2 separate regions of the Mus musculus genome follow, and region 2 is linked to region 1. A link is a loop called in an ENCODE intact Hi-C map of the cell type or tissue named here. Cell type or tissue: left cerebral cortex. All regions are shown on one strand. Links, peaks and the distances in the headings refer to the core of each region. The heading gives the core; the rest is flanking DNA.

Region 1 (15,508 bases), core at 3,493-11,492:
TGAGGCAAACAGAAGCCCTTACTTTATGGTCTCTCTAGAGAGCTGTGTGCTGAACTCCAGCCCTCTGTGCCACGGCCTCTTTTACCAGAGGGTGGCTCTGGCGTTATCAGCCAGAAGACCATCATCCACAGTGGGCCATGGCAGTCTAGATGGTCAGCAGCCACAGGGTGCAGTAGGGCCTGAGTGGGCAGGATTAAACCTCCTCTCTGCAATGCCCAGAGCGTCTTTTAGCCTCCCCTTCAAAGTGTCTGTGACATACATACAGAACCCCAAAGACGTCAAAGCGCATGGTGCTACATCCATGCAGTGATGTCATGTTTCCACAGAACGGCCTCCCATGGAGCTGGGCTCATCTCTAGGTTACAAATGATGCCTAATGTTTCCCTCAGTCAATATCTGCTCCTCAGGTCCCACCGACTGCTCCTCTGCGTGCCACTTAGATCCCTGGGGACAGGCTGATGCTCTCCAAAGTGCAATGTGCACAGCCCTACCTCAGGTAGGTATTCCTTTGACAACAACAGAGAACACTGACATTCCATTTCTTAACAAGAAGGAAGGCTTCCTATATAGATGCCCAGTTGTTCAGTTGACCATTGAGGCTCAGCACTGCCTCAGTCACCAACAGCACAAATGACCTACCTAGTAAATAGCCCCAGCAAAACACAGAGCCGTGTGACCTCGTGCTCCCGGCTCTGCGAGGCTAAGAGGTCTGCTCTATGTTTCCTTCTGAACCAGGTTATAGGTTGGAAAAACAGTACAAGCAAGTCTTGGTAGGAGCCATGGTCACAGCCAGACACTGGGGTCTTCACTCACATCCTTATGTTTTGTGAATAAGAGTCAGCTTAAGTATTTTATCAATTAGCTTTCATATTTACTTTCACAGTCTCCATTACAAGATATTACCTGTAAGATACCTCAACCGAGGGCTGCAGAGATGGCTCTGTGTTTAAGAGCACTTGTTGCTCTTACAGCAGGCCTGGGTTCGATTCCCAGCACACACAGGACAGCTCACAACTGTGATTCCAATCTGTGATTCCAGTGCCAGGAGGCGCGCGCACGCACACACACACACACACACAAGCACAGACAAGAAACACTCATTGTAAAATAAATTCATAAAAACGATCTTAAAAGATGCTTCAGTCTCTGTTCTCTGCCCTAAAATGTTGCTATCCACATCCTCGCACTTTGAACCTGTTTCCTTAGACACAATAGCAGCAGCATTTAGTGTAAGTTTTCTCTCTTTTCTATTCCATTTAATGTATCTTCTTTTGTGAGTGTACATGGGTGCATGCTTGAGTGTGTGCATGCGTGCAGGTGTGGGTGTGAGTTTGTGTGTGTGCACATGTGTGTGTGAGTTTGTGTATGTGTGCATGTGTGTGTGTGCATGTGTGCGTGTGTGTGCGTGTGTGTACTTGCCCATGTGCACACACACTGAGGCCAGAGGAGGGATGTCTTACTCTATCATTCTGTACTGTGATGCTTTTCACCAGGGTCTCTCCCTGAGCCTGAAGCTCATCATCTCTGCCAGGCTGATGACCAGGGAGCTCCTGGGATCTTCGGACTCTCCAGCCTGCAGTACTGTAGTTACAGGCATGCATCACACATATGGCTTTTATGTAGGTGCTGAGGATTCGAACTCAGGCCTCCATGTTCACACAGCAAGTGCTCTTACTCACTGAGGCATCTCCCCAGACCCACATATTATGTATTTTGTATCTGACCTGCAGGCACTGTGGCCTGATTTACAGCCAGGTAATGCATCGATGCATTGCAAGCAGATGCTTACCATGGGTGGATGGACAGACAAATGGATAGATGCCATAGGAAATATTTCATGAGGGAGGAACAAATACCAACTTACTACCTGGCCAACCAGAACACCTCTCCCTTATCCTTCCGCCGTTCATGTCTATTCTGCAAAGTAACTCAGGAAAACCACAAGCTTCCCAAGAAGAGAACCAGGCAAGGAATCCTTTTACAGTTGCTGGGCCTGTGACTGTCAGAGTCACCACAAACTGTGCTGGGTGGCTCTTCTGCATCCTTAGAGTAAGGATCCAGACAGCTGGAAAGACTCATCCTACTTCAGCCTGCCCTGCATCCCACAGACAAACAGCTGGAGATGCTCAGCAAGCTTGTGTTGTGAGCATGAGGGCCCAAGTTTGATCCCCCAACCCCGCATGACAAAGCTGGGTGCAGTGGGGCAAACTAGAAGTCCCAGTGCTGGGTGGTGGAGGAGGGTGGATCCTTGGGGCTCACTGACCAGCCAGTCTAGTGAAACCCTCCAGCTCCTAGACAGTGACAGATCCTGTCCCCCCAAACCAAGGTGAATGGAAGGTGCAGGAAGAACAGCACCTAAAGCAATCCTCTAGACTCCACACATGTACCTGCACACAGGAGCAGGCATACGGGGGGGGGGGGGCAGAGCTGCCCAGGCTCTCCACTCTCAGGAGCAATGCTGGGCAATGGTAGAAACAGCCCCGTGTTGCAGAGCCCTATCCTCCAAGCAAAACAACCTTCTCCATCCACAGCTGTGGCTGCCCACAAGAACCACTCAGACTCTGGCCCGTAAGTGAGGGTTGCAGGCCCTTGTCTGAGAGCGCAGCTCCCTCCCACACCTCTCCCCTGCAATCTGCCCTTACTGAATGTCACCTGTGGTTAGAAGGTGGGAGGTTGACAGAAGGCTGTACTCCATCTGTGCAACCATGAGGGAAGCCAGCCATTCTGGAATGACACTTTCCAATAAGATGGCTGCTTTGGGGGTCACACACACTCTATTTATAACCCGGCATGCTTTTAAATATGTGTGATAAACCCATTGGGTCTTCTGGCTGGATGTTGTTGGTGTTCTATATGGAGGTAGTGTGTATTTACTTGTATCTCCCAAGATAAGTTCACATAGCAGTTTCCTGGTATCGCAGCTGAGTGCGTGCTCACTATGGCACATCTAAGCCTCTGAAGTATTAGGGATCTGAATCCAGGCCTGGATTATAGTTTCAGCTTTCTAATTCATAGATTTGGGAAGACATCTCTTAGGAATATAGTGCTCACTCTTGGGCTCTAAGACAACCACACAGATATTTTGCTTCTCTGCGTGTTTTATATGCAACCCCCTACACAGCAGCTCCCAGAAGAGCCGAGTGTGTAACTCATGCACCACGCATGTGCAGTGCGGCGGATGCTGCTCATCCCTTTCCTGGGCCACAGACATCTTGGATCCCTTGGGAGCAGCATGGAGCTCCTCGGAAGTTTGTCACACTGCTCCAACATGTCAGCTACTGTAGCTGTCTTGGGGACTGCAGAGGTGGTATGTCACCAGCAGAGCTAGGTCTCTCTGTACTACAGTCCTGTGACATTGCCCTTTAAGTAAGCGAGATGGCAGCATGTTGGTATGAATGTGATGGTGTGAGAGTCTTCTTCTAGGCATCTCGCACGAAGTATAGCTATAATGGATGCAGGCCTGTATGAGGTATAGACACAGAGCAACAGGCATCGCAGCTCACTGAGAACAAAGAGCCACTTCCAGAAGGTTGGCCAAGCCTCCTCTGAGGACTGTGGGACTCAGGCAATGGCCAGCCATGTTGCCTTCAGCTCTGACAGTGCCAAGTGAAACATGCAGGCATTGGTCACATGGCTTGGGAAAGTTGTAAGTGACACCACACGGCTACACCCAAGACTTGCCACTGGGAATGAGAGGGATCAGCCCTGGACTGTCAGCATGAGAAAAAGAGTTCTTAAAAAGGAAGAGGATGAATCTCAATGGGGAAAAGATACACTGAGCAGGGGGCATCAGTAGAGACCAGAAAGAGGCAACGTGACACGGGCAGACCAAGACCACGACACTGCTGGCTTGGTGTGGACCTGGGACATGGAGGCACAAGCCGGCTAAGGGGCTCCATCAAGACAACCACAATCGACAGCCATATAACTGAAAGGTTTCCCAGTGAAAACCACAGGGAGGTAAATACCCCTTCCAGGGACTCACAGAAGCAGGAACCTCATATTGCAGATGAGCTTGTGCCTTACCATTTTTGTCATGGGCCACTCTGCATGTATCTGAGCTCACTCTGTATATACCTGGGCGTTCAGCCTGGTCCTTCACCTAATCTCACTTCCATCCAATATCTGCCAAAATACTTAGAATCATGTCAGCCACACAAAGCACTCACTTCCCACTGCAGCCTTCTCCAAAGAGGAGAGATAGAAATAGCTATTACATCTCACCTCCCCAGCATCTCCTCAGAAAACACTGTCATGGATGTAGATTTCTCCAGAAAAGCCAGCCAGCCAGCCAGCCACACACACACACACACACACACACACACACACTCAGATGGCACCAGGTCAAACACTTCCAAATGGTTGAATTAGTAGTTAAAAGTTGAAGTTTAGTCCCTAGATCATGGTGAGCTTTGTGGAGGTGACAGAAAAGGTAGGAGGAAAATCAGACGTTTTCATCACAGGGGACGGAGCCAGACAGAGTCACCAATATCCCCTCATCATCCATGTTCTGAGGCAAGTCAATGGCTGGGTGGTCGAATATAGATAATTATGATAGCTAAAAATTCTTAGTTTCAGAATTGACACGGATCATATTAAAACATGACATAATTTACATTGTATTGTTTTACACGTAATCTAATATCCATCTAGCTTGATACCATCCATCCATTTATCCGTCTGTCCATCCATCCACTTACCTGTCTATCTATCCACTCATATAGCAATCTATTTTATTATCCACCACATGTCTGTTTATCACCCATCCATCTACCCACCCACCCATCCATCCATCCACATATCCACCCATCCATCATCCATCAATCCATCACTCACACATCTGTCTACATTTTATCCATCCATCCATCCATCCATCCATCCACCCCTTAGTCATCTACCTATGAAAGCACCTCCACTCCCTATTGATGAAGAAGGTGGGGCTGGATTTAAAGACTCATCCTCTACATCAGTTTTCCAAGTTTGATCCTGGGCCAGCACCATCTTTACCACCTGGGAATTTTAAAGAGAAAAATTCTAAGATGTCGCTGCACTGCCTTCCTGAGTCAGGAGCTCCAAGGTGGTTTGCATTTGTCTTTTAACCAGCCTTTCCACTGACTTGCTCGAACATCAAGGAACATTCAACTCAGTCCACACCATTTCTCCCCTAAATGTTCCTTGTTTTTCACCAAATCCTGCAAATCTAAAGAGAAAACCAAAACAGAGGAAAATGCTGGAAAGGAGCCAAGTACCTGGAAGGGTTCTGCTGATGGAAAGTGTCCAGCATCGGGACAAAGGTCAGGTCCAGAAGTAAACATGAAAGCAAAATGGCCAAGGTCAAACAGTATAGCTCCTGGATGGTAGACATCATGCCCTGCCAAGCAGCCCGGGTAAGAAAGTTCTGGGTCACGATATGCAAATATGAAGAGAGAACACAGCAGCATGGCCTGAACTGCACAGGCTTCCTACTTGGCTGTGAGCACCAGGAGAGCCACAAAAGGTCAGATCTGCAGCTCTAAGGAAAGTCAAAGCCCTCAGCTGCAACACCATGCCCTTCGTTCTAAACAGCTTCACCAGTCTCTAGCTCAAGCTGCCAGAACTCTCTACCCATTTCTGGCCATGACCTTAACATGCCCCTGGACCATGAACAATCCTATGACCTTGAGCTGCATTCTGCTAGAAGGGACTCTTGAGGATATGCTCAGAATGTAAACCCTGAGTGATAATTACATAGACCTATATCACTCCACTACAGGGGTGGAAGCAAGAAACTTCATTGTGCATGCACAACTCCTGTCCCCATTGCATGACATATAGCTGCTAACCATTAGAGCCCACCTCCCCAGTGCCACAGCAGATTGAGTTATACTGAGAACAGGAGAGCCAGGGAGGGTGCAGGTGTGGTGACATCTCCCTCCCCACCACTGAACAATGGGATGCTCATATCAGAGGGTCCTGCCAACCACATCTTTGGGTCTTAGTGGAATCTACAACTCTAGTACTGCAGAAACCTCAGAGGGCACAGGCTGGAGCTGCTGCTTCTGGCGAGACAATAGTAGCCACCGGGGCCCAATCCAAGGATGCTTGGACAAACATTCAATGAGTATCTGGTCCAGGTTCTGCTCCTCTGGGAGCCTTTTTACAACTTAAGACACACATGTTGTGTCCTTCAGAGCCCAGGAGGAAACCTCAGGATCTGAAACTCAGGATGATGTCACTGCTGGAGCAATTCCCACTCTTGTGATCCCCCACGCCAGCCAAGCACAGGTGGGAAGGGCAGCAAGTCCCACTTCTTCCTCAGGGCCCCCCTGGGCAGGCAAACAGCTCCCTGGAGCTCCACACTCATTCAGATCTTGTCCAAGCAACACCCAGAAAATTGGGCCACATCTCTAAGAGGAAGGGGACAGAAGGCATAAACGTCTGTCTTCTCTTTTCACCCATTTATAATAAGCAGCCATTTCACTTGCAAAGCCAGCGTTATAAACTGACCGTCTGTCTACACAAGTGCAGGGAGACCACCGCACTTGATGCTTATGCTGATTTAGTTATTTAATACAGGGAGGGTGCCACACCCAGCCCAGACAACGAATGAAATTTTAATCCCCCAGGAAAGTATTACTTAGAAAACTAGATAACGCCACGTATCACATAACACACGACAAAAACCAACCTACTTTTAATAGCACACCACTATTTCCTCCCCATGCCAGACACAACTAGTCAGTGGTACCTGCTTCTTCTGCAGCGTGCCAGGAACCCTCGGCACAACGGATGGAGGCCGACGGCAAGATGCATCCTGCCAGCTCCGAGGGGCTGAAATCTACAGGAGGCTGTAGCTTGTCCCTCACGGCTTATTTTAAGTAATCAGACAATTAATCCTGAAAATGAATGTCTAATTGCACTGCTCGCCCTCTTCTTAACCTATATTATTTTCAAATATTGGCTTTACGGCTTTAAGTGCATAGTGAGGATTTTACCTCCCATCCCATCCCAGTGTCTGCAGGGCCTGGGCTTGGACCCTGGACCATTCTGGGCTCATAATTCCATGGCCACTGCAGCAAATGAGGTGATGCTCCCAAGCAGACTTGCAGACTCCCCCCACGGGCAAATGGCTCCACTTACAAACCCTCATCTCCTAGAAAGCCAGCGCTGCTGATCTGTAATTCTCAAACTGTGTCAAGCAGAATAAAATCACACTGTCAATCCACAAAGCCTAGAAGATGATACCAAAAAAAAAATGCCCATCACGCCTGCCTTTGCTGTTATCAGTGCTAGGGAATAGTGAATGAAGGTGGTTATACAGCCATTAGATGCAATTCTCTACAATTCAACAAATGATGTCAAGCTTAAGAATATATAATCAAGGCCAGCGGCTCCTCCTACCAGTGTTCTTGGAAACCGCGTTTAATCTCTGCACCATTTCTTCTAGGGCCATCTCTTCATTTCTCAGCCAAAACCTCATCCTCCGATTCAACAAAACCGATCCCCAGAAGATCGTCCTCCGCTGCACCAGAGGTGCTGTCGGGTGGGGCTAAGCCGTGGGGAGGGGGCGCGGCTGGAGCGGGGAGGGGGTTGTGGCGCTTTCCTTGGCTTCCCAGGATTGGTCTCCGCGCCACAGGGAGGGGGGCGCGCTTTGCGTTGATGGGGGGCGGGGGGCGCTAGGCGGAAGCGGAAGCACTGAGCCTGCCGGGCGTGTCACCACCGCACCTGGAGTCATGCGTGTGCACCACCTGAGCACCTGGGAGGCTAGTTTGCATCAAGGGGGCATCAGAAAGCCCACTACGCAGGCGCACAGGTCTGCCCTTGCCCTTCCCCCTCTTCCTAGGGTTTCTGTCCTCCGGGATTGGAAGTAGCTGCTGCAGGGACGCGATCCCAAACCACCCAAAGAACATCCAGCCTGAGCCCAATGCTCCCTTTACTTCCTGCCCCAGGCCCCCTTTACCTCCCGCCGCTGCAGGGCAGGTGCAGAGTCCACAGCAGCCTAGAGCGCGCTCTCCACGAGGTCTCATGCCCAGGTAAGAGGGAGACGGTGGGTAGCTGGGTCAAGACTTGACTCTCCCAGCAAGGGCGGTGCCAGACCTAAGACACAGGTCTACGAGAAGGAAGCTCAGCTGTAGGCCCAGGGCTCCCTAACCTCGCCATGTTTGGCAGAGGGCCACGCTCTGCATCTGACACCACCGGCTTCACACAGATTCCGGGTCGCTGGTGCACAGAGTACTACTGCAATGCACAGGGTGGCGAACACCAGCCTCTCCAGCTGCTGGCCATCTTTTTATTGTTTGGTCAGACGGGTCGCATCCTGCCAACAGGATAAATGCCCTGGCACTGTGGTTTTCAGTAACACGTGGGAAACCCAGGACCACAGACTCCAATAACGAGAGTCTATCAAACCCCAGGACCACAGACTCCAGTAACATGAATTGTATCAGCACCATGGTGTGCAACAACGCAATGTGCACCAACATGTATATATCTCAGCACTATGGTGACCAGAAACATGTGTGTACCAACATGGTGTACATGCAGTAACATACATGTGCACCAAGACCAGTATCCAAGAATACATGCATTGGCACCACAATGGCCAACATATGTGCTCCAACGCCATGATTCCCTAAACTGCACCATCACCACAGGGCCCAACATGTATGCGTCGGTAGCTGCACAGACACACCTGTATGTACCGTAAGACCACAGCTTCCAACAACATCCACCCGCACTGAACAATCCAACTACAGACATGTGTGTACCAGGATGCCGTTGCAACAGTGTCTATGTTGGGTTCAGCACTGAACTAAAGGTCAAGACACAAAATGTCAGATGTCCCAGGATTTGTCCTCAGAACTCCTGGCCTGGAAGGTAAAGATCTATAAGATAATTGCCGTGCTAAAGTCCCCAAATCAATGTGTAATAACCACATATAGATATAATGATAAGATAGTAGAAATTGGCCGGGCAGTGGTGACACATGCCTGTAAACCCAGCACTTGGGAGGCAGAGGCAGGCGGATTTCTGAGTTCGAGGCCAGCCTGGTCTACAGAGTGAGTTCCAGGACAGCCAGGGCTACACAGAGAAACCCTGTCTCGGGGAAAAAAAAGATAGTAGAAATTACTGCTTTTCTGAAAGCTCAGCCCCTCAAGCAGCAGCAGTGGCTTTGCAGCAAGTCTCCACATGGACAAGTGAACCCTAGGCAGGCGATGCACTGTGCCTGTGGTCCTAAGAGTCCGGTCAGTTGACACTTGGAGCTGTGTGACATCTGAAGACTGAGACTGGGGGAGTCACACTCGTGCCCCCCAGCTCCAGAACCTTCGCTGCTCACCCCTCGCCCATGCCAAGCTGCTGCCTCCAGCCTCAGAGAAGGAAGGCTGTCATCAGGGCAAGTGCTGAGACGTAGGCCCTGCCTCTCCACAGGTTTCTTTCCTCACCTTCCATCTGCCGCACAGAGACAGGCCTATGTCTTTCTAGCAAGCCCTCGAGCAGCCTAGGCTTCCTTGGGGCAAACGCCTGAGGTGTCATGGCCCGTGAGTGGGTCTGGCTTGTTATGTGCACTCCCGTAGAGGTCCATCGGGTCCACGCTGTGACAAACACTGCTGATGTCATTCCATCTTCAAAGCCAGAACCAAGGGAAAAGGTGACAGTGTCTGCCTCCCTGTCCTTTCGACAGAGCATCCTGGAGCGCCTCAATGTTCTAAGCACCTTCTTGGAAGCACACATGGTAAGGGCAGACTCCATTCTCCTGGTGACTGAGATGCAGCACTGCCATCTCCTTGTCTCACACTAAGGAATCTGCACGTAGGGAACAGATGGGACAGGGATGTAGAAGACAAAGCAGCAGCTCCTTGCTTGGAGCCACAGGGTGCCAGAAGCACGGGGCCTGATGACACCACCTCACTCTGGCTGCAGGTGCAGACTTGAGCCGTCTTCCTCAGAGTCTTCAAGCTTTCTTTTGAGTCACCTTGGGTAATGGTCAACATGGATTATGAACTTGGCAGGGTCTAGAGTTATCTGGGTGACAGGCCTCTGGGCTTCTTTGAGGGAGTTTCTAGACTGGGCTAACTAAGGTAGGAAGACCCCCCCAACTGTGGGGAGCACTGTTCTATGAGCTGGGGTCCTGGACTGAGCTCAGCAGCTGTACCCACCGCTCCCTGCTTTCTGACAGAAGCAATTCGACCCTCCTGACACTGTGACTTCCCCATGTTGGAGGGATGGCACCCTCAGCTGTGAGACAAAGTAAACCCTTTTCTTCATTAAGTTGACTTTCCTCAGGTATTTTGTTACAGTTACCAAAAAAGGTAACTAATGTAACTGGAATTTCCGGAATAGCACCAGCTCACAGGACAGGCCCAGCACCCAGTGTCTCAAGCCATCACCTTGAGAGAACCACCCTGTCCCCTCAAAGGTGAAGAGTTCTGAAGACCACCTTGTGAACCCAAGCCCTCACTAGACCACAAGACCAGGGCTCCTTAGTTGTGCATACCTCGTGTCCCTATCCCACCCTTACTGTTTAAACCTAAACCTCATATCTGAATCCCCCAAACAGATGAAGGGTCACTAAATCTCATGTCAGTACACCAAGGACAGATAAAGGGTGGCTGGACCCCTTACATCCAAGGTGGCCATTATTATTCATCTCTTTAATGGGCATTTTTAGGTGGGTGGCTGAGACAAGCTTGTTGGGATGCAATAGCCTGGCTTTTTTTTTTAATGGTATTTATTTTATGTGTATGGGAGTTTGGTCTGCAAGTCTGTTCACCATGTGTGTGCCTGATGCCCACAGAGGCCAGAAGAGGGTGTTCATGCCCTAGGACTAGAATTAAAGAGCATTGTATTGCTGCCCTGCAGGTTCTGGGAATCAAACCCAGCTCGTCTGGAGAAGCAGCCAGTGCTTTTAACCCTGGAGCCATCTCTTCAGCCTCAAGCCCTGACTTTTGCTCTAAAACCTCCCTGAAAGGAGGAACAGTAGTGTCCCCCACTGGGGCAGGATTCTGACTCTGACCTAAAACCAAGAGCTTGTCTCTAGGACCTTGCCAAGGAATGTGGGTTAGAATGATCTCTGGCTGTTTCAGCAGTTGCCCAGGTCACAAGGTGAGCCCCACCCCCAGCAGCTCCAAGAGAATCAGTGACCCAGAGGCTGGCCTCTTTCCTTCTTTCTCACTGCCTAGCTTGTGGGACAAAGGGCCCCAAGGGAGCAGGCTCAACCCCAGGCCAGGCCTCAGGGGGCAGGCGGATGCTGTAAGGCTACACCTGGATACCAGCCGTTCCCTAGCAACTATTCTGGAAGAACAGCCACAGGAGAGACAGAGGAGGAGAAGGAAAGCAGATCCGGGGTGGGCCGGCCTGGAGGAGCCACGCCTTCTGAGGTGGAGCTGAGGAAGGGGCAGGGCCTGGGCACAGAGGCTCAAAAGTATTTCCCTTCATGCAAGCAGGTTGAGACCCCAAGTGGACCCTAGACCATCAGAGTCATTACCAGCTTAAGTGGAAACAGACGGACCCCTGGAGCTTGATGGCCAGCCTGACTGACACAGACCTCTGGCCTCTACATGTGAACACATAGTGCACGTGTATGCATGCCCAGTAGTTACAGACAAAGGTTGTGGCTGTTTTAAAGTTTCTGGAATAGGCACATACTTTCATGTGTGCAGTCGTGTTACCAAACACAAGGGTGACTGCCTGTGTCCCAACAAGGCAGGTTTGGCCACCCGCCCTCTGTAAGCCATTTAAAAATCAATCGTGAAAAGCAGGAGAAAGATTGATTCATGGTGGCTAGGCTGAGAAGAGGGGCAAAGAGATCCAGGGATGCAGCACTACCCAGGGATGCAGCACCTCCCCCACCCCCCAGGGATGCAGCACCACCCAGCGCATCTCTGGGATCCTGGAATGGGGGTAAGGGTTAAATGGAAAGCAACAGATATGCGTGATTAAGTTGGCTGGCTCAGGTGGGGCCTCCCACGCACCAATGACTCTTTGTTGCCTGGGCTTTAGGCTCATCTTGGAAAGGTGGTCCCACAAGCTGTGAGTCTCTTTGGGGACACAGTACCCCCCTGGCTGGCCATCTTCCTTCCCCTAGCATGAGACTCCTGTGGGAAGTCCCATTTTTTTGGTCCGTTGTTTCAATAGTCTAATAGATGGAGTGGCACATGTGTCTCTCTAGGACATCTGCAGGCCAGTTACAGTTCTTAAAATTTCAGTTTTAGAACCTCTGCCTTGAGGTGGAATTTGTAGATATCTAAAACACATAATACACAGAATGCAGGCAGGAACCCAGGTTAGAACACATTTAGTTCATGCCAGGTAGTCATGAAGAGCCACGTTTTCAAAGGAGATAAATCCAGTGTGGCCATGCTTGGGGGGTGGACTGGGTGGGGGGAGGGCAGTTGCTGAAACTCTTCCCAACATGGCCATATAGAATAATTTTTTCCCTGCCTTTTCAGTTAATTTGGTTCTTTTAATTAGTTTCTTGAGGATAGATGGCCACATCTGGTTTGTTGGGGTACAGGTAGTAGTGAGCTCCGTTGATGAGCAGACAGACATTGTAAGCTGCAGTATCCACGGCAGGTGTTGATATCAGACTGCCGTGCTCTGAGACATTCCATACCGAATGAAACAATGGCTTCAGGCTGTCCCTTGTCCCGAGTAACTCAGTTTGGCTTTATTCTGAGTATAAACACAGAGGCAGTGTGACCCTGCCCCTTACAGTACAAGTAGACACCAAACAAACAGCCCAATAGCAGCTATGAGACAAGCCGATGCATAGACAGCTTTCTCCTAAGAGTAAGGAGAAACTCACTGGAAACTCACTGTAAACCAAAGTAGACTAGCACCGTATGAACTCCCACTGAAATCACTGGAAAAACCAGGCTGGGAACTTACCGAACACAACAGACTGCAGAAGGGTACAACACTTTTACCTGGACCCCAGAAAGAGAGCAACATGTAACACTGTTATGGCAATGGCCCGGCAACTCTGTCATCTGCCATGGTGTTTGCATAAAAGGGCTACCAACAAACAGGCAGAGAACTTCTGTCCCCAGGGCTCCAGCTCAGCTGAGGGTCTGTCCTGAATTTTGTTGGACCCAACCCTGAACCACATCTCCACAACAACCTGAAAGAACCCTGCGAGCCCCCGCCAGCTCACCTGGGTCCTCAGTATCACACCTCACCACCTGCAGTAACTACACCTCCACCAGCCCTGCCACCACCTCCAGGAAAGCCTGTTTAACGTCTTTGAATGCTTCTGCAGCCTTTACGTTTTTCATCGCCATTCCATAACATCCACACTACTGTGTAATGGGGTGATGGGAGCACCAGTAGTTAAGAAAGGAATGAAAGAGCCTGCATTTGCCTTAGCCAGCTGTCAAGGGGAAGTGGGACTGGTTGGCAAGTTGCAGCCAGCCTGACAGACCTAGCTTGTGAGTTCGCTGTTATTGGATACATTCTGACATTGTAGGAAGACACATGTGTCTATAGCACACTCTCTGCATGGGGAGCATTGGTGGGCTTACATCCCAACCCCCCCCCATGGCCAGTCGCAGCACTGCTAAAAAAGACTCATGGGTGAGAAAGATGCAAGTGTGGTCCCGATAGAGACCATTTGCCTGGGTGAGGAAGGGAGATGCTCACACCAGCTGATGTGGCGGGAACCACTTCTTAGTCCCGTGACAGTGCAAGGCTGTGTGGCCACCTCAGCAGCATCCTGGCAGAGTGGCCATGGTCATGTGAGATGGGCAAGTGGAGGCCATGTGCTGTCCCTAGGGCCCATTGGAATATCCTGTAAGCCACCAGCCAAAGGTTTCAGCCCAGGTGACAGCCACAGTGGTCACTGTGCCACCCTGGGGAGAGTCACTGGAGGCTAAGGAAGAAGTGTACCATGCTCAGTCTGGAGCCCGCGGGGGTTGGGGGGCTCCTTTCTACCTCAGCTTCCCTGAGGGTGTGAGGTCTCATCCGGGTCACACTGCCATGTCCTCCTGTCCCTGGGACCATCAGTCACTGAGTCAGTTCCTCCCTGGGAGGACCGGATTTTACACCTATACCTTATTTCCACGTCAGGTGACACATGCATCTCTGAGGTGGGGCCCAGCACTGTTTCCAGGGCCGTGTTTCCACCCAAAGAGAACTCAGGGCAGCACATTAGCCCTGGGGTTCCCACAGGTGCTGGAAGACATTTTTCCTGGTGACAGAGGGTTTGCTGGCCACTTCATAGACTCTCCTGATGTTTCTCTGAGGGACTTTTCCTGGATTCGCCGAGTGAAGAAGGTTATTTTTGTCACATTGGAGGGAACACTGCAGGTCTGGATGACCTCAGCCTATACTCAGGTCAGTGTTAGGCTAACCAAGAGATCAAGTTCTCCCAGAACCACTCAGTCCCTCGGTCCCCACATTCTGTTCCCATCCTCATGTACTTTGGAACTTCATCACCAAATATCTCTCAAGCACTCCTGGGAATCTTAGCAAGAAGAATGAGCTTGGCCTATGCTCCATGCTGGTCTCATCCAGGGGTGAGGGGCACAGCTGGATCTTTCCTACCCTCTAGGATCTCATTTCAAAGCCAAGGTGAAGACAAAGGTCTAAATTCTGAGTTCACGAATGGCTGTGTTGAGGGTGGCAAGCAGTGTGGGGACTCAGTCCTGTGCAGTACCATGGCAAAGGCTTCCCTCACCCACTTTGGAAAACTTATGAGTGGGATTAGAGTACAAGCTTCCAGTGAGGAAGTCTGGTCTCTGCCCAGGTGGAGGTGCCCTAGCCCACAATCCCAGCAGGATGGAGTGGCTAGCTTTGAGCAGGGTATCTGCCCATTGTCAGGCCTAAGTGCTGGGCTGGATGGATGCCAGGTTTGGGAACTATAATGAAGTCACCCATTCAAGCTCCTCACAGAGAGTGACCCAGATTTAGGGACCCTACAGATGCCTACCCAGAGTAGAATATGCAGACGTCCAGGGGACAACATCACTTTATTAGAGAAGAAGTCATATCCTTGTATTTGCCCGCTTGTGTACCTGTGAATGCATAGAGGGTGAATGTGTGTATCTGTGCATTCCTATGAGTACACGCATGTGTGCAGATGTTGCACCAGGGAGGAGCTGGGGGGGGGACAGCAGGGATCTGGTATCACCGTGCTCCCCTGGCTTCTGAGCCTGGGCTGGGGCGAGTTTTGAGGCTGGGGTCTGAAGCTTTTAAATGAATAAGGCTTGAGCTTCATGGACTAATTTGAAGGCATTTCAGTGACCTGAAATTGCAGGCAAATTATGCGACCAAAACAAACAATAACAACAACCAAAAAAAAAAAAAAATCCCTAAAACCTATTACAATTCCCAGTGCAGATGACAGTGAAGACCAGAGTCAGTAGAGGGGTGTGGGGCAGAGACATCGGTTACCCTGATGTCACAGGAGGTCTGAGGGCTTTCCTCACCAGCCCTGCTTCCTGGACTAGAAGCTCCTGCTCTTTAGGGATCCATTATGGAGTTCAGGAAATGGCCCTGTTCCCTCAGGAGTGAGGTGGGGCTGGGAAAAGTT
Region 2 (15,508 bases), core at 3,683-11,682, 68 kb before region 1:
TCGTCAGACAGAAGAGCCATCTTCCAGTGGAGAAGTCCAGGGATTTGACCTGATGGGGCACATGGGTGCCCAGTACCCACTGTGGAAGTTCCCCGCTGTGGTGGCTAGCTGAAGCTGGAGGCAAGGAAACCAAACCCAGGGTTTCTACAAAGCTCCTGGCTTCCGGCCTTCACAGGTATCTGTGTTACCAGACCTAAAACAAAAGCTAAACAGACCATTGAGATGGCACAACTGGCTGCTCTCATCACTTGTCACCGACCTTGGATTTTAACAGAATATATAAAAAAGCATTTCTGGGAGGAAGTAGACTGTTTCCATAGTGTATCTTTAGATTTAGAGACAATTATTCCTGCCATAATCGTAACAATATTAATATCACGTTGCCACAGGGTCTCGGTTTTACAACAACACAGCTTTATTCTCAGTGGGCTCATAGCTAAGAACTGGAGGAAAACTTCCCACAATTGTGTAACCAGTTATTAAATGGGCTCAGCAAGCAGTGTGTGCATGTATGTGCAGGCAGGTGAGTTGTCATGTGTGTGTCACATTCCTGCATGTGCCTTTGTGCGTGTGTATTTAGGTACATCTGTGAACATATGAGTATGCATGAGTGGGGGTGTGCATCCAGACACATGCCTGTGTATGCAAGTGTACCCATATATGAGTGTATGTAGGTCTGTGCACGTGTGTTAAGTGTCCATGAACCCATGTGTGTGCATGTACACCTTTGCATTTGCCTGTATGAGTTCTTGTGCACATGTATGTTTTCACATCTCTGCATGCATGTGTCTTTAAGTATATGTGTATGTGTGCCTCTTAGTGTATATGCATGCAGTACATGTCTATCACCTGTATATGTGTACAGACATCTGTCTATATGGGTATGCTTCTGTGTATGCATGTACATAACTGTATGCGTACATGTATCTGTGAGCAAGTTTGTGTATATGTACATTTCTGTGTGGGAAAGTGTACAAGTATGGCTGTGTGTTTCCCTGTGCACATATCTCAGTGCACATGAGTGTATGCCCAAACATATGGACACATGGGAAAAGTGTCACGGCAAGAACACATGGTATTCCCTTTACTACCAAATTTTCAAAAAGCTCGAAATATTTCAAAATAAAAAGTTGGAGCCGGGCGTGGTGGCACACACCTTTAATCCCAGCACTCAGGAGGCAGAGGCAGGCAGATTTCTGAGTTCGAGGCCAGCCTGGTCTACAGAGTGAGTTCCAGGACAGCCAGGACTACACAGAGAAACCTTGTCTCGAAAAAACAAAAGCAAAAACAAAAACAAACAAACAAACAAGTTGGAGGAAAAGGTGCTGAATGGGTAAGAAGTCTGCCTTACCTTGTAGCCTCGTGTTCCTGACCACTGCCTGTCACTCCTGGTCTCTGTGAGCAGATGCGGTCCTCTGCCATGTCCCTCCCTGCTTACTGTCTGTCTTGCTTTAAAGCAATGGAGCCTCCAGACCATGACTGGACCCTCTCAAACTCTCAGCCAAAACAAACCTTTCTCCTAAATTGCTTTGGTATTTGTCATAAGAAAAGCTACGGACCAGCTCCAGTGGAAAGGGCGTGGGCAGTGGGAGGCACACAAAAGAACTCTCCCCTAATACTAAGACTGATAAACATCACTAAGAAACAAATCTGAGTAAGGCCGGAGAGCTGATGGTTGGCTGGAGGGCAGCTGTTTAAATAGACAGCCTTCAGGTTGTGCCCCCTTTCCTCTGGAACATTCTATACAGACCACCCCTACCCAGTTGGGACGTCACTGTCGGACGAGCTCAGACTCCAGAGCCACCCTGGCCTCTCGGGAGGTGAAGCGGGAGGATTTCACAGGAGCGGTGAGCTCTGGGTGATGTGCCAGCTTCCCACACAGACTCACAGCTGCTCATCTGACCAGCCTGGGGCACACACATTGACTAGCCTGGGGCACACATATCTCCACGTGAAGCTCGGCTGCCTACAAGGAGTATGGGGTGCCAGGCGGCTCCTCCCCATCCATGACATCTCTACCCTTCTGGTCAGCCTGGAGACAACTCAGTAAGAGAGGTAACCACACGACCTTCTCTCTCTTAGTGGTCTAACCACTGCCCAACTTCTGGGGTTCACTTACTGACCTCCCTCTCTGGCCTGCACTTTGGCACAGTGCCCCGGGGGAAATCCATAGTACACCCTGCCCACCCCTCAGACACCTCTGCCTGGAAGTCCTCCAGTGCTGCCTCCCACTCTACCTCCACGACTCTCCTGACCTCTGGTGGCCACTTGATCTTGCAGCCCCAGTGCCTGGAGCAGAACAGGAGTCAATGGGCAATGTTTTGTGCAGCCAATGTGATGGCTGGCTGGGTGACCTGCAAACCCAGGTCCCTCAGACACAAGCTTTGTGCTGTTCTGCACAGACTACATCGGTCCCAAGGCATAAAGAGTTCTACCTCTGGGCAGAACTTTAGGTTCCATTTTCTTGGGGCCGAGGAGGTAGTTCAATTAGAAAACTATTTGCTATGCGTGTGCAGGTGAGTTCAATTCCCTCTGAACCCACATAAAAAGACGGGGCATGGCAGTGCATGGGACATGACAGCATCACCTGCGACCTTAGTACTAGGGAAGTGGAAGCAGGAAGGTCCCTGGGACTTGTTGCCTGGTCAGCTACCTGGATCAGAGCCTCAGGTTCAGCAAGAGACCTTGTCTCAAAGAATAAGGAATGAAGAAGACGCTGACATTGAGAGCTCTCTATTTATCTCTCTCTCTCTCTCTCTCTCTCTCTCTCTCACACACACACACACACACACACGCACACACACACACACACACACAGTCAACTTAGTTAAGTGAAACATGCCAAGGCATAGATTTAGTTTGGACATGTACATTCTATAATGATATCCTCAAATGTTAACACACCCTTGGGACACACAAACAGAAACACACAGTATGGTGGAGAGGAGGGATGTTGACAGAGCTCTTAGAAGTGTTTCCTTGGGTGTTTTTTTTTTTTTTTAATCTCTGGGAGAATGGCTACTCAAAATTTTGGGCCAGCTACTTGTCAGCGAGGAAGTTCGGGGTCAGCTTTGGAGCTGACCATCTTTGCTCAATGGTGGAGGCAGGAACCTGCAGCATTAGCATGCTTGTTCCGAGATGAACACACACTTTTCTCCTGATGGAGGCACTGGAATTTTAGGGAGACTGGATCTCTTGTTAGTCCAGTTTCTTATTTTCCTAGTTCCAAGCAAAGCTGAAGGCATCCAAAAGGAAAAAGACCACCGCAAAGCAGGGAACGCCAACTCACGAGGCTGCACAGATGGTGGCTAAGAATAGCAGCCATCCCCAAGGCTTACATAAGTGCGGCTCGGCAGGAACCCTGGCAGCAGGAGGCAGAAGCCCCTTGGCCTCCTTGCTTCGGTGGCCCCCTGAGAGGGGCTATGTGGAGAGCCTCCTGTGGACCTGGCTGGCTGAAGCAGTTGTTTCCCTCCGACTACCTGGACTTGTGGAGGCCCAGGTCTGGGTGCCGTGCCCACAGCAGGCTGCCTCTGGACACACTCTAAAGTCAGGATCCTGGAGAGAACACACTGGTCTGCCTCCACAGCTATGTGTGGGTAGGACCCGAGTGGCCTTCCCATCTCCAGGCCTCAGGCAGACCCCACTGTGCTCATACTGTGCTTCCCATGCCACGTGACCCTCAGAGGCTCAGGACAGTTGAGCCTCTTGAGTGGAGTCTTATTTCTTAGTGTGCCATCCTTCCCTGGGGCTCAGTTGGTGAGGCTGAGACTGTTTCCCTCAGTGCAAGAATAACCAAGACTGTACACCTCTTTCTGGAGACACACTCAGCCCTCACTTCTTCCTGCCTGCCCCTCGCCCTCTGTGCTGTACTCTCTCATACACACACATGCAGCCCTTCCAGAGAGCCTTGTCAGGAGTTCAATTACACAGAAAGGTTGTCCTAGGACAGCAACAAACTGCCTTGTGGATCCTGTCCCCATTCTGGGGGTGTCAGCAGCTTCCTGTGTACTGCTGTGACCCCGAGGGACCCTGTGCTAATGCTCTCCCTGCACTGCACACCCAGCCTGGCTGCACACTCTTAGATCACTTTTTTTTTTCTTCATTTTCCTACCTGCTGGATTTGTGTTAAGACCATTGGACATTTCTGGAGATCAAAGCAAATTCATGACAATTTTGCTGGAATAAATGGTAGCTTCTGCTACTCCCTAGCTCTGGCTAATGCTAACAGTCACAGGAAAAACACCTCCTGTTTTATACTGTAAGAATCAATGCAAGCTAAGCATGGTAGTGTGCACCTACAACTCCAGCGTTTGGGAGGCTGGGCCAGGAGGGTTAGAGAGCCTTGACCAGGCTCAACTATAGAGTGAGACTCCAACTCAAGAAGCAGGCAACAATAACAGAGAAACAGAAGACAGTATAAAAATAAAAGTCAAATTCTTTCCTTACAGCCACTGTGTTCACAAAGCACAGTTTTAAAGATGAGCCAACTTGCTTCAGAAACCCTTTCAGAAACCTTGTTCTAATAAGTTCATCTACATTCACAGTTGACAAGAGGGGCCCAGCATGTACCGGGGTATGCGAGGCACCAAAGCCTCCTGTTGGGCAGGACCACAGGACTGCTTCAGTCTTAAAGCAGAATTTCTGTTTCCTGGGAAAATACTTTGTATTTGGAAACACATCTTCTAACCTGGGAGTGACTTACTGGATAATACAGATGGCTCAGGAGGTGAAGGGTCCTAGGACCCACGTGTTAGAAGGGAGAAAGCGGACTTGCTCCAGTTGTCCGCTGACCTCTGCACACCACATGGGCTCCCCTAATAATAAATAAGTGTGTAATTTTCAAAGTACACATGCAGGCTGCATGCACACACACACACATGCGCATTCGCACTGCCACTCCAGACGCAAGACCAGGTGAGCACACGTGATACGTGTGCGAAGAAATCCTGTTCATGCTGGCCCGATGGGGTTGCACTCTGTGAAGACAGAGGCTAAGCAGGAGCTGTGGAGAAGGAGCCTCAGCTCTGAAGAGGTGGGAGCAGAAGTGAGTGAAGGAGCAGAAGCTGCCCCGATGGCTGCTGGGTAGTCACAGTGGAGACACAGGTCTGTCCACAGTTGATGGGACATCGGAAGCACCTTCCAGACACCGGGGCCAGGACAGTTACTGTGTAATGGTGCTGTGTCTTACTATTTCACATCAATGATGACAGGAAGGCTACTTGAGGGTGGAGGCAGAGGATGGGAGCTTGCTCACGTCTAGGCTCTCCTGCAGAACTCACGAGGTAGTTACAGGATGATGCTCTATGAGAGACAGGTTTGCGCCCAGACTGCAGGCTGTGAAAATCACAGTAGCCAAGAGCCTTTCATTTTCCTTAAAGAGGAATGGGTTTCTTATAGCACCTAACCCTTGGCACAGCAGCCCGGTCGGTGGTGGTGGTGGTGGGTGACGACCCAAGGTCAACTGTGAATGCCTGACTCAGAGCAGGGTCAGAGAACATAACACCATGGGATCAGTTGCCCAGAGACTTCGGGAGCAGCTAAACAATCCTAGCCCTGAGCCATGGTGCTTGTTAGTGAACCACCAAACTTTTGGGTCCTTCATGAAGCTGTGGATGATAGGTGGGGACAGCAAGTGTGGGTGGACTCGTTTTGGAAGACTCGGCCCACATCGTGTCTGTTTGTGGGCGGAACGGCTGCGGAAACAGGATTTCTGCTGTCTCAGTCTTAACTATTCTGAAATAGCAACTGCAAGCTGAAGCCGCCAGCAAGTCCCGCAACTTCACGGCTGAAGGTCCCTAGAACTGAGGGGACTCTGTGTGCTACGAGGGGCGGGCTGGGTAGCAAGGACCAACACATCTCAGGACTAACGTTAAACAGCCCTACATGGAAAGGAGAGAGCTGTTTAGGAACAATGACTGGATTCAGTGTCCAACTTCTAGCCTGAAGTCCAACGTGCTCAGAACCTTCTCTGCTCACAACTTCCAAGCTGTTACTGAGAGGATCACAACAGACCCCCCGAGTGTGACCACCACGGGAGAAAACATGCCCACAATTCAGGAGCCCCCCGTGGGCCTGGCATGGCTCAGCCTACCCCTGACTAGGTCCCCTGACTGTCACCTCAATCCCCCACCTTCCACACAAACTAGACAGAAAAGCAGGGAGCTGCCACCCTCCAGGCGTGTGTGGAGCCCGAGAGGTACTTACGGCTATCCGCAGGACGGATGCCTTCACAGAGGTCCATTTGTCCTGCCTTCGGTCTATGACCAAGATGAATCCAATGCCAGCATCTTGCAAACTGAAACAAGGAGAAACACTAGGAGTCAGCATGTGCTGGCAGCAGACCTGGCTTCCATGGACACTGGTGACCCCACTGTCCCATGCCATCTCCACACCACGTGCCACAGTGCATGCCCGAGAGAGGTCTCAGCAGCACCAGGCTTCCGAAGGCCCGAGAGGCCCCACCCTGTAATTCCCAGGACTTTCTTCTAGATAAAGGAGAACGGATACTTTCAGTATGTTGTTTGTTTCTCGGCATCGATTCACAGATCAACAGAAGCCCCTCCTCCTGGGGCAGACTGACATCCTACTGCGCTGCACGGACAGCTGACCAGACCATCAAAGCGAGCTTCAGGACCCCCACGTCATGTCAGTCCTAGCATCTGAGGTCCCGCGTTCATCCACATTAAAAAATGGCTCCTGATGACATCACAATTTCGGGTGAAAATCTCCAAGGCTTGTGAAGGCTCCCTGGTGTCTGTGGGGTGTGAGGCAGGAGCGCTCGCCCTCTGCAGCAGCAACATCTGTGATAAAGGCAGGGCAGCATCGTGTAGTTGGTAGCATGCCCTCAGTCTCTCGGCTCAGCCTGGTGGCAGAAGCCTGAGTCACAGGGTGGAAGTGGGAGGTGTGCTTCTGTTGGGTAATTTCACATCCAAGCCAATTGTGCAATGCCAGCAGCCTCTGCTGCCAGCCAATCCTCAGTAGAGGAACGAGACAGGCTGGAGGCACCCACTCTGAATGCCTGGTTTCTGAATCCATGAACGATTCTCAGCAAGCCATTTCTGTACTTAAGTGAAAGTCAGGATGCTACAGTGCACTATAAATTATGCAGTCGGCAAAGCTGCACGCTGCACCTCCACTAACAGACCGACCATTCTGAGTCCTGGGAAGATCTGCGACAGTGGTACCCAAAGCTCACACCAGTGTGCTGCGGGTTGTCCAATACACAGGGGCATGAAGAGCTCCCTCCACGTGTTCATTACATGCAGAACACCCCTGGGGACATGTTCACGTGCGCGTTTTCTCACACAGCCTTCCCCTGCTGATAGCTCAGCAGAACTGCAGACTCGCTCACCTACCCAGCTGGCTCCCCTGGGCTAGTGTCTGAAGAAGTAGAAACAGAATAGATCCCAGTCCTGATCTGTCCTGGACAATCCGAGCACCTTACACCCTGAGGTAGTATGGGGGTTGAGCCCCTTCTGAGTGGCCCCACATGGGGCTTCACTGAATTTGCCGTGGTGCTTAATGGTTGGTAGGTGACTCCAACTATCCTGGCCTGGGCTATACCATGTGGTTCACAGCAAAGCCCCAAACCAGAGAGGGATGAAGCAGCACTGTCCTGGCCACATGGCCCCTGACATTCCTCAGAGATGGACCACCAACCACCCCTCTAGATGACAGGCTATTTCCTCATGATGCATGAGATTTATGTACGGAAGCCATAAGACCATGGGACAGCTGTGCTAACTGGAACCCACCTACTGCCTCCCTCCTGGCCTTCAGGGGAATGTACCAGGTCTGCCTCTGTAGCTCTGAGTTAGTCATCCAAGCCTAACCCTTCCTAGAGTGACGAAGAAAAGAGGACTCAGAGTGCTGGGTTGTCCCCATACACAAGCCTCAGCCCCAACAGTCAAGCTGCATGCTGTCTAAGGAACACCCACAAAGGGCCAACATACATGGCTTCCTAATAGCAGCTTCCACCAAGGGGAGTGCATGAGGGAAGACGCTGCTCTTCTGTGACCACCTCTGGTTCTTTTTCTGCAAACATGGAAATAACAGCATCTGCCTGCTGGGGCTGCCGTGAGCTATGTGCAAATCCAGTAAAACCAGAGATCAATGGCTGGTGTGGTCATTTCACAGAGCAGCACCACCTGACTCAGTTTCCCCCTTTTTCCTGGAGCAATTTCTATTATGGAGGAATCACAGCCTCTTTCCCCAACCGTGGAATCTCTTCATGAGGGAGCTAGAGAGACAGCTGGTAGGTAAACTTGCTTGCCATGCGGTATGAAGGCCTGCGCTTGGATTGTCAGCACGCACATGAGGAAAGAGCTGGCACAGCCATCAGTGCACACTTGTAAGCTTAGAACTGGGAAGACTGAGGTGAGGGATCCCGAGGGCTCACTGGTCAGCCAGCTGGGCAAATCAGGGAGTTCCAGACTTGGGGAGAGACCCTGACACAAAAAGTAAAGTGGAGTGTGACCAGGGAGGACGCGGGATCTTATCCTCTGACCTCCACATACACATACATGAGATGTGCATACACCCGTAAAGAGATCCCTTTACCATTCCACAACAGCCCTAGTCTGGAGGCCCTAGCAAGTTCCTGGAGCCAGAGTATTCTCTTCAGGTGAACACGTTTCCACAATGTCGACCAGGGTCCTTGGGTCCACCCACCCCAGGCTAATTCAGAAGCCTGAGAGCCTACATCCAGCTTACCATTTCCTGTGTGCATCTGTGCAAATTCCAAGAAAGTGCAGACACTTGTGGATGGCCACACACAGGGACCACATATTCTTCACCACTCCACCCATAAAGTTATGTCGTCCCACACCCAGTGCCATGGTGTGGCCTTCACTCACTCATACTAAATGTCCATTCGAGTGAAAAAATATTATGACACATGAAATACTGTCTTACTGTTTCTATTGCTGTGATGAAACACTATGACCAAAAGCAACTTGGGGAGTAACAGGGTTTATTTTGGCTTACACTTCTTATTGTTCATCAGTGAAGGAAGTCAGATAGGAACCCAAACAGGGCAGGAATCTGGAAGCAGGAGCTGATGCAGAGGCCATGGACGAGTGCTGCTTATTAGTTTGCTCCTTTTCATTATAGATCTGCATAAGAGTGGCCACTAATAACCACATAACACAAGCAATACTAGATTGTCTTGAAATCTCCTCTGCCAACACCAGTAATTAAAAAACTCTTCAACTTAGCCTCAGGGAGATTTTTTTGGACAAGGATAGAAAGCAGCCACATTCTTTGCCAAAATATCATATGAAATGGTTTATTAATATTCTCCTCTGAAACCTCTTGCACTGAGCCATCATAATCTACATTGCTCGCAGAACCACTGTCTCCCATGCTCCTACCAGTATGGCCCATTACTCTCTTCTCAAAGCATTCAACTGCGATCCTAATCCAAAGTCCACATTCTGCCAATGAGCAGCATGGTCAGGCCTGTCACCGTGATACCCGACTCTGGGTACCAACTTCTCTCTTAGTGTTTTATTGGTGTGAAGAGACACCATGACCACAGCAACTCTTATAAAGGAAAACTCTTATAATTGGGGCTGGCTTACAGTTTCAGAGGTTTAGTCTATTGTCAGCATCACAGGTACCAGTCCCTAAATATTATCCTTGTGTTATTGTGCTATTCAAATGCTGATTTCTCTGCCCTCTATCTTGTTTCAATCTGGACACAGCATTGTAACGCTTAAGTCAAGAATCTCCTGTTTCAAGTTTATGTAAACAATGCTCACCATTTATTATCTGCCTTGTCAACAAATCTGATTAGCCAATGCCTGGGCTAGAAGAGAGACTAGGGTGGGACATGTGCCAGCCAGGGGAAGGAGAGAGAAAGAAGAGTAACAGATTGAGTCACAAGGAGGGAAGAGAGCAGACATCATGAGAGTTCAGTTAGAGCATGGAAAGCTCTAAATGCAAGTATTATGGGGTTTTAACTGGGAGGTAGCCAGATTAGCTAAGAGGGTTAAAATATATCATTTGACTGCCTAGGTATTGCAGTAAAGCCTTAAGCTAGTCTTGATCTCTCTGTATCACTATTGGGGAATTCGCTAGGATAAAGAAAAGCAGCTACCATATTAATTTATAGCATACATATGCATTAAAATCAACATTTAGAGGTATATTTATGGATGGTCTACCCACTGTAGCTAGTTGATGGCTTGGCAGTTGAGCCTGGCCAGGCACCTGTATCCTCATTCCCTCTGCCCAGCAGCTCACAGTTGGGTACAGAGAACTCCTGGGGCAAGAGGTTCCATCACGATTCCAGCCAGCTGGGACCAGGCCCCACTTTCTGGGTGAGGACCTTTTGACTTTCTGTGTGGCTATGGGCCAGGTGTGGGACTAACAATGCCACAGTCCTTGGCCAAGGCTTCATGGTGACTCTGTGAAGGTGGGGCTCTATCTTGTTAAGCACCGAAAAGTTTTTTTTTTTTCCCCCATTGTCACAGAGCCCAGATGGTTGGACCTACCACACTTGGTCACTAGGACACAATGGCTGCCTCCTAGGGTCACACTCACTGAGGAAATCTTGGAATGAAGCAGCCTCACTTTCCTTACCATCACTGGCACCCTCCAGCCTCAGAAAGCCACAGCCCTATCCTGTGTCCTTCGACATGGGCTCAGGCAGTCCCTCCTCCTGTTGCCAACATTTCCCTCCTTCCCTCACATGCCAGGGAGCAGGAGCACTAATGTATAGGATGAGAAGGCTCAGCTGAAGGTGGACCCATCCTCACAGTGTCTCTTGCAAGCCAGGCACTGGATATGGCCTCAGGAGGATGGCGGTGGTCTCCTCGGGCTCCTGAAGGGAGTTGCCCTGGGCCTTGAAAGACAGCTATGGCTGTCTAAAGGTGAAGAACTGGAGGAGGCAGCATATGGGGGCCTCAGATAGAGACCTGCCCCCCACTGTGGTCCTCAGCCCTAAAACATGCAAGGTAGGCTTCCGAGGTGGGCATGCTAGCTAAATTTGAGGGTTACTTTATCAAAAAAAGGCCCAGAAGTCTCACAAAAGCTGTTTCAGGAGTGTGGAATTTGCTGAAACCTTCTTTGAGGCCATTGTTTTGAAGGCCCGAGGTCTGTCAACACCACAGAAAGAGCAGTCATAGAGTGACAGGCACAGAGCCAGGGTCTGTCCTGCAACAGACATAAATGCCCAGCTGGGTCATAATTCCGCAAAGACCTAGCTCAGCAGGATCTTCTCATTGGACCCAGTAGGGGCATCAGGAGGCCCTACTCCATCTCACATTGGTTTGGGGCAGCAGAGGTCAAATACCCCAAGCCCTGTGACATCAGTGAGAAAGGCCCTACAAGAACTCATGCTATGTCCTCTGGGCATGGCGTGGTTGCTTCCCTCTTTAAATCAGAACACCTGTGAGTACTCACAAGCTCAGACCTACTATCCCCTCATAGAAGGAGTGGGTGGGGGGAGTCACTGGACTCCACCTGAGATTCTAGGCACCCCGCTCCTACCCGCCTCCCTGCACATAATCCTGTCTGGCTCTACATGGTTTGGGGTTGCCTTTACTGTGGTGCAGCTGTTCGGGGGTAACCCATGAACATGTAAGAAACCCAGACAATGCATGACTTTGAAAAGACGGACTTGGATGGACCTTTCTTGGCTTGTCATCGACATCATCTGCCCAGGAGAAGTTAGCCCTTATAGTTCTCATCAGTAGGTGCATCATGGGTAACAGTAAACACTCAAGGGCCAGCAGCAAGAGTGAGCGGGTGTTGGGGCTGGGGTACAGCAACCAGCACTAAGAACCCACGACCTGAATCCATGAACACTGGCATCCCAGTGGTTGGTAGAGGGCTGGTCAAGGCGACATGTTCCCCTGTGGTGCCTGGATGAAGGGAACAGGCATGTGAGATCAGCAGAGGGGGTGGGGGCCTGGAGAGAGGCAGCTGGAGTGAGCTGACCAGAGGCCCAGGGGTCTCAGGATAGGTTCACCACAGATGGAACCTCTCTTGCCAGTGGGACATGTCCCCTTGATTGTGTAATGTCTCGTCCTACCCAAGTGTCACTGTCTTAGTGACACTGGTATTTAAAAGCAGGTGTTGGAATACAGTGTACAAGATTTACAAAGGAGTTATAAGGATGGAAGGGGTGGGGGAGGGGGAGTAAGTGAAACCAGGCCAGACAGAGGAGCCATGGGGCTCACAGTAAACCTGACTTGACAATGGTTTGACTAATGGCGCCCTCGTGTGGTCAGTATGAAGCTGCACATTCAGGAGGGCACTGGAGGTGGGTCATTAACTACCCTCTGGGCTCCTCCTACCAGGTGCCCAGGCCTCACAGCTGACTGCCCAGAGAGCATAAAGGGACAGTTTGTGAGGGCCCAGTAAGTGCACAAGGGCAGCGCCAGGACAATAAGGCCATATTCCCGAGGTTACCCATCTTCCCTAGGCTGCCTGGTTGGCTCCTGTGGGTTCAGATTTTGTTTGTTTGTTTGTTTGTTTGTTTGTTTTAGCATTGGCTGAGGATGCCTGGAGTCAGCCAGCAGACTCACAGTTTTATTAGACTTTCCTGAAACACATGGGACCTGGTCCTTCTGGGCAGGAACAGGGATGGGGTCACAGAACAGGGTGGGCTCCTCCCACCTGTGCATAGTATTACTTATGCCTGGCTCTGGGCCGGTGTCCCCAGCCCCAAGGCTCCCTGGGGCACAGGTGCATGCTATGCGCTGGTGGAGGGCAGAGGGACTCAAACACTCAATGATCAAAGTACTCCTGGCTCTGGAGGACAGGGAGACTGATGGAACCCACAGGTCAGCAGCAGCCACTGGGCACAACCAGCCCCTCTCTGAACATTGGAGAAGAATCAGAGCCTCTGATGTCAAAAATGGTGTGAATATACCCAACTCACAGCCATCTTGGCTCAGGAGCCTCTGCCCTCACTTTCCCTGGTCTCTCTGTCAAAAGCTCCTGTGAGCTCTGTCAAATCAATCTGTGCTCAGAAAGAACTCATCACACCTCACAAAGAAATTGTTGCATGTGCACATGCGTGTGTGTGTGTGTGTGTGTGTGTGTGTGTGTAGTGGGGGAGTTGCCACTCACTGTCTCCATTGTGGCTTCAGGGCACTTGTTAGTGTCCTCCCTGAGGGCTGCCCAAGGCTGCCAAGATCTTTCTCCTCAGGCACCCCTTCTACTTTGGATTAACAAGTAGTATTCTGACACACTGGCTCCCTCTCAGCCACTGTCAACTCCCTGAATAGCAGCTAATGGCACTGTGTGACAGGGTGGAGGAAGGGCCTGGGGAAGGCCACCAAGAGCCACTATTTGTGCCTCCCCGAGTTACCGCATGGTACAATGGCACAGACTCTAGCAGGGTGATGGCAGCTCTTCTTCCTCTTGAACAAAAGACCAGGACAGTCACTGCCCTTGCCTCTGAACGCCAGGCATGTGCTGGTTACATGACACGTGTCACAGACTGCAGCTGCCCAGTGTGGCAGCCCCTAGCCATGTGTGAGCAGAAACAACTACTTTGTTTTCTTCCATTTTAACTTTAAGCGGCCACACGTGGTCAGTGACTATCACACTGGATGGCAGTTACAGAGGAAGATAACTAATGAGTGATGGAGAGGAAGTGGCCTCTGGTGGGGTTAGGAGAATGCGACTCAGAAGAACAGGGCGGGACCGCATGTGAAGGTCCCTGCAGAGAGTCTTCAAGAGCAGAAGTCGCAGGGACTCCTGGGAGCTTCAGAGGCTTTCAGCGCTCAAAGCACTGGACTTCACAAATGAAACGCTGCTGTGGGAAGCCGAGGTCTCGAGCAGTCTGTGAGAGCCAGGGACGAGATGGCAGGCTTGTCCACGTGAGTGTCCTCTGCAGTCCTCTTGTCCTGATCCAAAGCTGGCCGTGGGGGCTGAGCTCCCCTTGGAAGCCACACACGGTGACCATCCAGGTAAGCATTGTCACAGACAACAGCAGGGACAGCAGGAGGATGTCCTGGATCATTTTTTATCAACTTGACACGCGCTAGACTCCTCTGGGATCAGGAACTCTCAGTTGAGAAAATGCCTCACTGAGACAGGATCAGGCTGCAGGCAAGCCGATGAGGTACTTTCTTAATTAGTGATTGATGAAGGAGGGTCCAGCCCTCCTTGTGGGTGGTCCCATCCCCAGGGCTGATGGTCCTGGGTCCGATAAGAAAGCAGGCTGAGGAAGCCGCAGGAACAAGCCTGTAAGCAGCACCCCTTCACGGCCTCAGCATCAGCTCCCGCCTCTGGGTTCCTGTTCTGGTTTCCTTCAATGACTGCACAGTGCTGTGAAAGGGTGAGCCAAAGCCCTTTCCTCCCCAAGTTGCTTTTGGTCATGTTCTTTCATGATAGATAGCAAAAGTCACCCCAAGTCAGACAGAGGAGCAGACTCTGGGTACATGAGACTCAAGGAGACTGTCACCAACAGGGACGAAACATGAAGGCATTGATTACTATTAATCAAGTAACTGCCCTTCATGGCAGCAGGGCCCCAACCAAGAAAGCATGGGCCCCCAAGTCCGCCTGCTGACAGGCAGGTACACTTGGCCCATCTACACTGCGGAGAAAGCAGTAAACAAGGCCAATGTGAAGGACACCCCTAAAGCGCGGCTGGGCGAAAGGCGAGCTGAGACTCAGGGTCACACTGCCCACCACACGTGGGATCTTGAGGTTAACCAACCCTCATCTGTGGTTCCCGGTGAGGAGGAAGCAGAGGCAGAGATTGGGCATTTAACACCAGCGTGGCAGTGGCTTAGCACACGCATGGTTGCACACACGCCCTCTCTCCCAGAACACTCACACTCCATGGAAACTTCCATCTGAATGCATGGCACATCTGGCTGCTTTGGGGACTGTGTGAATGGCCAGTCAAATAGGGAGAGTCAAACAGGTATTCTAGAAGACAGCATCTACGCTCTCTGAGTTCTGCCTCTGTATCCCACTTCCAATGGTCCTCACAAGCCACGAGTCATCTCAGTGAGCATGTGCCTCTGCATACGTGTGTGTGTGTGTGTGTGTGTGTGTGTGTGTGTGTGTGTGTGTGTCTGTGTCTGTGTGTCTGTGTGTCTGTGTGTCTGTGTGCGTGCATCTGTCTTGTTCATTTTGCCTGCACATTTCAGTGCTAGTGTGTGGTGTGTGCATCTGTACATGTGTGAGCCATGCAGGCACCTCTTAGGTAGGAGCAGGAGTCCCTGTTAGCCTGTGTGAATGGGAAGAGCTTTGTAAATGCAGAGTCAATGTGCTGCACGGGAGGATGGCCTGGGATCTTATGGCTACTCCCAGTCCTCCAACTGAACAGGGCCTCCAGCTGATTTATTTATGATCTGCTGAGGAGCAAATCTGTCTGCACTTTGCTTTGAATTAATGCTGGACCAGTGTGTATTAGCAACGTAATCTAGGTCATGTGGGGAGGATGTATAGCAAGCAGCTTGGGGGCCTGCTGACAGGGCAAGGGAAGGCTGCCTCTCTGTGGTCAGTGGTCAGCATGCTCAAAAGCACAGGCACCTGG

What was found. Hi-C counts contacts between places; a loop is a spot of excess contacts. Peaks named below come from ENCODE experiments on the same cell type or tissue, not always from the same donor. Only the 100,000 strongest peaks of a DNase experiment are listed, where the experiment ranks them.
Region 2: it touches region 1 in a loop (8-fold over the local background); 4 of 42 quality-filtered maps call a loop at or near these places.

Annotation. Positions count from the first base shown.
Region 1 is chr8:12,907,927-12,923,434 of GRCm38, reverse strand. Mcf2l (mcf.2 transforming sequence-like) reads right to left here and starts at 7,524. Exons shown (of 31, transcript NM_178076.4): 1 at 7,381-7,524. The coding sequence starts at 7,459. It overlaps Gm15351 (a long non-coding RNA gene), which reads left to right and starts at 8,211. Exons shown (of 2, transcript XR_870153.3): 1 at 8,211-8,856; 2 at 9,409-10,722. In left cerebral cortex, for the core only: no CTCF peak of the experiment used is centred there; DNase peaks (open chromatin) are centred at 6,723, 7,107, 7,618, 8,054 and 4 more places; H3K4me3 peaks cover 3,224 bases; H3K27ac peaks cover 4,017 bases.
Region 2 is chr8:12,975,647-12,991,154 of GRCm38, reverse strand. Mcf2l (mcf.2 transforming sequence-like) reads right to left here. Exons shown (of 31, transcript NM_178076.4): 4 at 6,205-6,295. Among named protein-coding and RNA genes, the nearest start is that of Gm38671, 35 kb to the right of the region's middle. In left cerebral cortex, for the core only: CTCF peaks have their summits at 6,875, 7,140 and 7,353; DNase peaks (open chromatin) are centred at 5,164, 5,683, 6,316, 6,927 and 1 more place; H3K4me3 peaks cover 3,732 bases; H3K27ac peaks cover 4,842 bases.